Regions from separate parts of the Homo sapiens genome. Here region 2 is linked to region 1. A link is a loop called in an ENCODE intact Hi-C map of the cell type or tissue named here. Cell type or tissue: heart left ventricle. All regions are shown on one strand. Each heading gives the region's core, and the rest is flanking DNA. Links, peaks and the distances in the headings are about the cores only.

Region 1 (2,855 bases), core at 356-2,855:
TGAGAGGTATGGAGACTACTAATGAATATGTGAGGATGAATAATGAGAACCCTGGCTTGACCAGAGTGGAGGCAGCACCCCTGGGGAATGGTCAGGATAGCTGTTAGCCAAAGACCACACTGAAGAAAGAAGTGGGTAGGCAAAGGAGAGACTTTGCCTGTGTTAAGGGTTTGTAGCAGAAGAGTAGGGGTCCTGGGGACAGGGAAATGGAGAAATTAAGAGTGAGCTGGTATTTTTATTTTGTCTGGGGCTTGGGGGTAGGGAGGACTCAGACAATTGCTTGTTTTACTTTGTGAGAACTTGGCACGTTTTCTGATTTTTACCTGTAATAATGATTACACTTGCTGCTTATGTCCTTGAACCACTAATTCCCCAAATAAACCATCATTGTTCATGATTTCTGATACTCCACTGCTCAGTCTTCTCAATCCATTTTAAGTGTGTCTATTTGAATATGCTATTGATAACTTTCCCCAATGAACTTGGCCTTTTCCCTCTGGAGGTTCTGTCCTTACAGATTGGTTTAAGTAATACCTTTTTTGTTTAGTGTTTTATGGTTTCCTAAGTGCTTTGCTTTCTTTTTTTTCATTATTGAAATTAAAGACCTTTTGGATAAGCAGAGACTGATTTAATAAAATTAAAGACCTTTACCAGTAGGTCATATTAAGGAATCCCTCTACTTTAGACGACACACCATCTTTTAAGGGCTTGTGAAATGTCCTGGGTCAATTTAGGAAGTCATTTTCTTTGCTTGGGCCCAGACCAACTCTGTTAGCAACTCTGTTAGGAACTCTTGTTAGGAAACTCTGTTAGTTTCCTAGGGGGTGCTGAACCTAGTACGACAAACTGGATAGTTTAAAATAATAAATGTATTCTCTCATAGTTCTGGACGCTAGAAGTTTGAAAGTGAGGTGTAGGCAGGCCACGCTCCCTCTGAAGGCTCTAGGGAAGAATCCTTCCTAGGCACTCTCCCAGCTTCTGGTGGCTTCTGGCAACCCTTGGTGTTCCTTGGCTTGTAGATGCGTCACTCCAGTCTTTGCCTCCACTGTCACATGGCATTCTTCCTGTGTGTGTGTCAAAATCTCACTATCCTTATAAGGACACCTGTAATTGCACTTAGGGCACACCCTAATGTCCAGTATGACTTCATCTTAACTAATTACATCTGCAAAGACCCTATTTCCAAATAAGCTCACATTCACAGGAACCTAGGGTCAGAACTTCAGCGTATCTTTTGGCGGGGGATACAGTTCAACCACTGCAAAGTCTAATAATGCTCTTCCTACTAACTGCATAGCTAGTTCACTTGTAGTTGGCATCATGGAGAACTAAGGGAAGTTAAAGCTTGTGAAATTTAACTCTTCCACTTAAAATAATTGATGCTTCCATCCTTGATGACCAGAGTTTCCTGTGAGGTAGGTCAGAGTACAACTTCCTGCTGAGTAGCTGTGCTTCCTTTCACTAGGAGCTGGGGGTACTTTCATGTCACTTATGAATTGTTCTTCATTTTGGTTTGGGAGAGGGCTGGGAGTATCAGTTAGGGTTCCATGTGTAGCCACACAGGGCGAAGCTCTGGCCACTGGATCTGTGTGATGTTCCATCTGATCTGTGAAGCCCCACCATCTGTTAATGTGTATTTGAGGAGTGGTTGGTTCTTTCCAGAGTATAAAGCTGGAAGCAGAGTCTGGAACACTTCCAGTCTGTTGTCTTTGAACATTTGACAAAGGGACCGTACGATCTTACTGTTCAGAGTATCTTTTTTTTTTTTTTTTTTTTCTTTTGAGACGGAGGCTTGCTCTGTCGCTAGCTAGGCTGGAGTGCAGTGGCACGATCTGGGCTCACTGCAACCTCCGGGTTCAAGAGTTTCTCTTGCCTCAGCCTCCCAAGTAGCTGGGACTACAAGCGCGTGCCACCACGCCCAGCTAATTTTTGTATTTTTAGTAGAGATGGGGTTTCACCATGTTGGCCAGAATGGTCTCGATCTCTTGACCTCATGATCTGCCCGCCCTTGGCCTCCTGAAGTGCTGGGATTACAGGCATAAGCCATCGCGCCCGGCCTGTTCAGAGTATCTTTTGCAGAATGGCTGAAGCTCGAGGTTTTCTTCTTCACCATTATGTACTGCTGCTGTACAACCTTTTCATAATTATCCTTAGTCCCATTCCTCTACCAAGGTGAAAGCAACATCTTATCAGACCCGAATTATGAATTTCTCAAGCCCCTATGATTTTCTGTTTTGGGTGCCAAGTATTTATCTCTTCTGTTAGACTATAGTCTTTCTTCACATAGGGTTCATGTCTATATTGGTTTTATCCATGGGTGGTTTTTATTCTCCAGAGTGACTGACCTGTTCGTAATTCCGTTCTTGAGAAGGATTGTTGATTATGTTGAAGGGAAGGCTTCTTACCAAGATTTTCAGATTTTGCTTTCAATGTTTATCTTTTTGGGGTTTTGCAGGTGACAGAGCTGAATGAACCTCTCTCCAATGAAGATCGAAATCTCCTCTCTGTGGCCTACAAGAATGTGGTTGGTGCCAGGCGATCTTCCTGGAGGGTCATTAGCAGCATTGAGCAGAAAACCATGGCTGATGGAAACGAAAAGAAATTGGAGAAAGTTAAAGCTTACCGGGAGAAGATTGAGAAGGAGCTGGAGACAGTTTGCAATGATGTCCTGTCTCTGCTTGACAAGTTCCTGATCAAGAACTGCAATGATTTCCAGTATGAGAGCAAGGTGTTTTACCTGAAAATGAAGGGTGATTACTACCGCTACTTAGCAGAGGTCGCTTCTGGGGAGAAGAAAAACAGTGTGGTCGAAGCTTCTGAAGCTGCCTACAAGGAAGCCTTTGAAATCAGCAAAG
Region 2 (2,920 bases), core at 120-2,619, 100 kb before region 1:
AATAGAGGTAGAGTAGAGGGAACCAGACATTTATATAACATTTGTATAACATTTGCTTGCACAGAATTTTTTATTTATGTGTTTTTCTTTTTCTTTCACTGCCCCAGATTCCATTTTATTATGCAAAACAACATACAGCAGACAACATACAGCAGCATGAAAGCGCTTACAGAATTTCACCTGTAGTCCCACCATCTTAACTGTGTATATTTCTTCCAGTTTTCTTCCCATCTTTATCTGTAGGCATATACATTTAGTCGGGCTCTTGTGAAAGACAGAAACCCTGGAATCTTAGCTTTGTGCTGATTAATAGCAGTGGGACCAGTCTGGGCAGCAGGTGCTGGCCAGTGGGCTTTTCTGTTCCTATTAGATGAGGATGACAGCCAAGTCAGGGCAGAGAGAGAGAGACCCCACCAAAGCAGATGGACATTCATGTTCTGTCCAAGGTGGCTCTAGTATGTGCGTCTTACTCAGGCCTTTCTGGGGAAAGCCTGCCAGCAATGAGCCACAGTGTGCCATCTGCCTGCAGAGGCACGTGAAGGGCGTCTGCGTGCTTTTACCCTTCCTGCTTCTGTGTAGGCTGTGTCTTCCTCCTGCCCACCCTTTAAGGCCCACCCGGTGCATATGTGTCACTACCTCCATGGAGGTGTGGCTAGTGACCCCCTCCTGGCTGAACATACCTGAGCATGCCCTCATGTATGTTCTCATGTATGTTCTCATGTATACACATATGCATTGTACCTGGTGGTTTTGTGGCAGTCCCCTCTTCCTGAGCCATTAGAAGAAGAGCTTCTAAGGGCAAGGACAGGGTCAGTCTTCTTCTCAGAATCCCTGACTCCTAGTCAGTGCATCAGCATATAGCAGGTGACTCAGTACATGTGGACTGTCGTGTGCATCAGATGACAAATCCAAGTGGTCACTGGGGATGCAAGAATCTCACAGCATGCATTTGTGGATGAGGCTTGGAGGAAAACACACTGCATTGTGATAGAAAGAGAGACTGTGGTGTCAGTGGACAAGGAAAATAATCTAGCACCTAGTTTTTTGTCCTGTGAATTACACCTTAGAGCATCCAAGTAATTGGTGTGGGGAAGTTTCTCTTTTTAAAATATCCCAGCTAATAAATACAGAAGGAATGATGGACTGTCACTGTGTATAGTCTCTGATGAATGAATGGATCTAGCAAAGATTATCAGTGGCAGCTCACATCATAAGAGAGAGGCAGCCATTCTGGGCCTCCAGGCAGAAGTGCACGGTACCACTTAGGAAGAATAGTGGCCCAAAATTTGACCAAAATCTGCCCAAATCCCTTGATGTAACTTCTGCTTCTCAGGAAGTACAGGGCACAGAAGAACATGTTATATAATAAAGGGATGTAATCAGCACATCCAGACTGTGTAAGTTTACAGGGCTAAAGAGCTACTTTCTTTAACAAATAAATTGCAAGGATAAGGAGAGATGAAGAGGAGCTTATACCTTAAAAAGGACTTAAGAGATATAATGTATGACAATGTAAGGACTTAATTGAGTCTTGCTGGTTTTTTTTTTTTTTTTCTTTTTTTAAGACAGAGTCTTGTTGTGTCGCCCAGGCTGCAGTGCTGTGGCACAATCTCGGCTCACTGCAACCTCTGCCTCCCAGGTTCAAGCGATTCTCCTGCCTCAGCCTCCAGAGTAGCTGGGACTACAGACGTGCGCCACCACGCCTGGCTAATTTTTGTATTTTTAGTAGAGACAGAGTTTCACCATGTTGGCCAGGATGGTCTCAATCTTCTGACCTCGTGATCCACCCACCTTGGCCTCCCAAAGTCCTGGGATAACAGGTGTGAGCCACTGTGCCCAGCTAAAAAAATTTTTTTGAGACAATTGAGGAAATATTTGACATTAGAAAAATTGTTATCTTTTAGAGATACTGAAATGTTTAAGGATGAAACAATGTGTGAGTTTTGCTTCAAAATATTTCTTTTTTTTTTTTTTGCGACGGAGTCTCGCTCTGTCGCCCAGGCTGGAGTGCAGTGGCGCGATATCGGCTCATTGCAAGTGCCGCTTCCCAGGTTCACGCCATTCTCCTGCCTCAGCCTCCCAAGTAGTTGGGACTACAGGCGCCCGCCACAACGCCCGGCTAATTTTTTTTGTATTTTTAGTAGAGACGGGGTTTCACTGTGTTAGCCAGGATGGTCTCGATCTCTTGACCTCGTGATCCGCCTGCCTCGGCCTCCCAAAGTGCTGGGATTACAGGCGTGAGCCACTGCGCCTGGCCAACTTCAAAATATTTCATGTGGGTAGGCAGGGTGTATGGATGAAACCGGAATGGCTCTAATGATATAATTTTGGTAAGGGATATGTAGGGGTTCATTATATTGTCCTCTTTACTTTTGTATATGTTTGTATTTTTTCAGAATGTAAAAAAAAAAATTTAAGGGAGAGTGCAACAGGTTACTATGGAAACATATTTTTGCATCCCTGGTATGTGATTACTTCTCATTGAGTAACAAAAGTGTCAGAATTTAAGATAAGAAAAGTGTTGCAAATTGGGTTCTCAGGGAAGCGGACTGAGATGGGGTGTAGCATATAGGATGCTTATTAAGGAGAGCCCTTGGGCACAACACCTGTGGGAGAGATGGGGAAGAAACCGGAGTGGGTGCCAAGAGAAGCTGGACTACAGCCCAGACCCAGTGACAGCCTCAGGAGATCCCACTGGAACAGCCCTCAGAGATGTGCTGAGTTGGGCCAACGCGCACACACACACACACACACACACACACACACACACTTCATTGCCTATGACACACACACACACACTTCATTGCCTATGACACACACACACACACACACACTTCATTGCCTATGGCAGCCCATGCAGCTGGGGCTGTCCCTGAAGGGGCCAACAACTGAGACAGAGCCTCCTAGACAGCCCTCTCAG

The links. Hi-C counts contacts between places; a loop is a spot of excess contacts. Peaks named below come from ENCODE experiments on the same cell type or tissue, not always from the same donor. Only the 100,000 strongest peaks of a DNase experiment are listed, where the experiment ranks them.
Region 2: a loop joins it to region 1, with 2.0 times the contacts of the local background. A loop is called at or near these places in 7 of 110 quality-filtered maps.

What each region holds. Positions count from the first base shown.
Region 1 is chr22:31,953,684-31,956,538 of GRCh38, forward strand. YWHAH (tyrosine 3-monooxygenase/tryptophan 5-monooxygenase activation protein eta) reads left to right here. Exons shown (of 2, transcript NM_003405.4): 2 at 2,456-2,855. Among named protein-coding and RNA genes, the nearest start is that of YWHAH-AS1, 9.7 kb to the left of the region's middle. In heart left ventricle, for the core only: no CTCF peak of the experiment used is centred there; no DNase peak of the experiment used is centred there; H3K27ac peaks cover 1,943 bases.
Region 2 is chr22:31,853,421-31,856,340 of GRCh38, forward strand. The region is part of intron 31 of DEPDC5 (DEP domain containing 5, GATOR1 subcomplex subunit); the gene reads left to right. Among named protein-coding and RNA genes, the nearest start is that of YWHAH, 90 kb to the right of the region's middle. In heart left ventricle, for the core only: no CTCF peak of the experiment used is centred there; no DNase peak of the experiment used is centred there.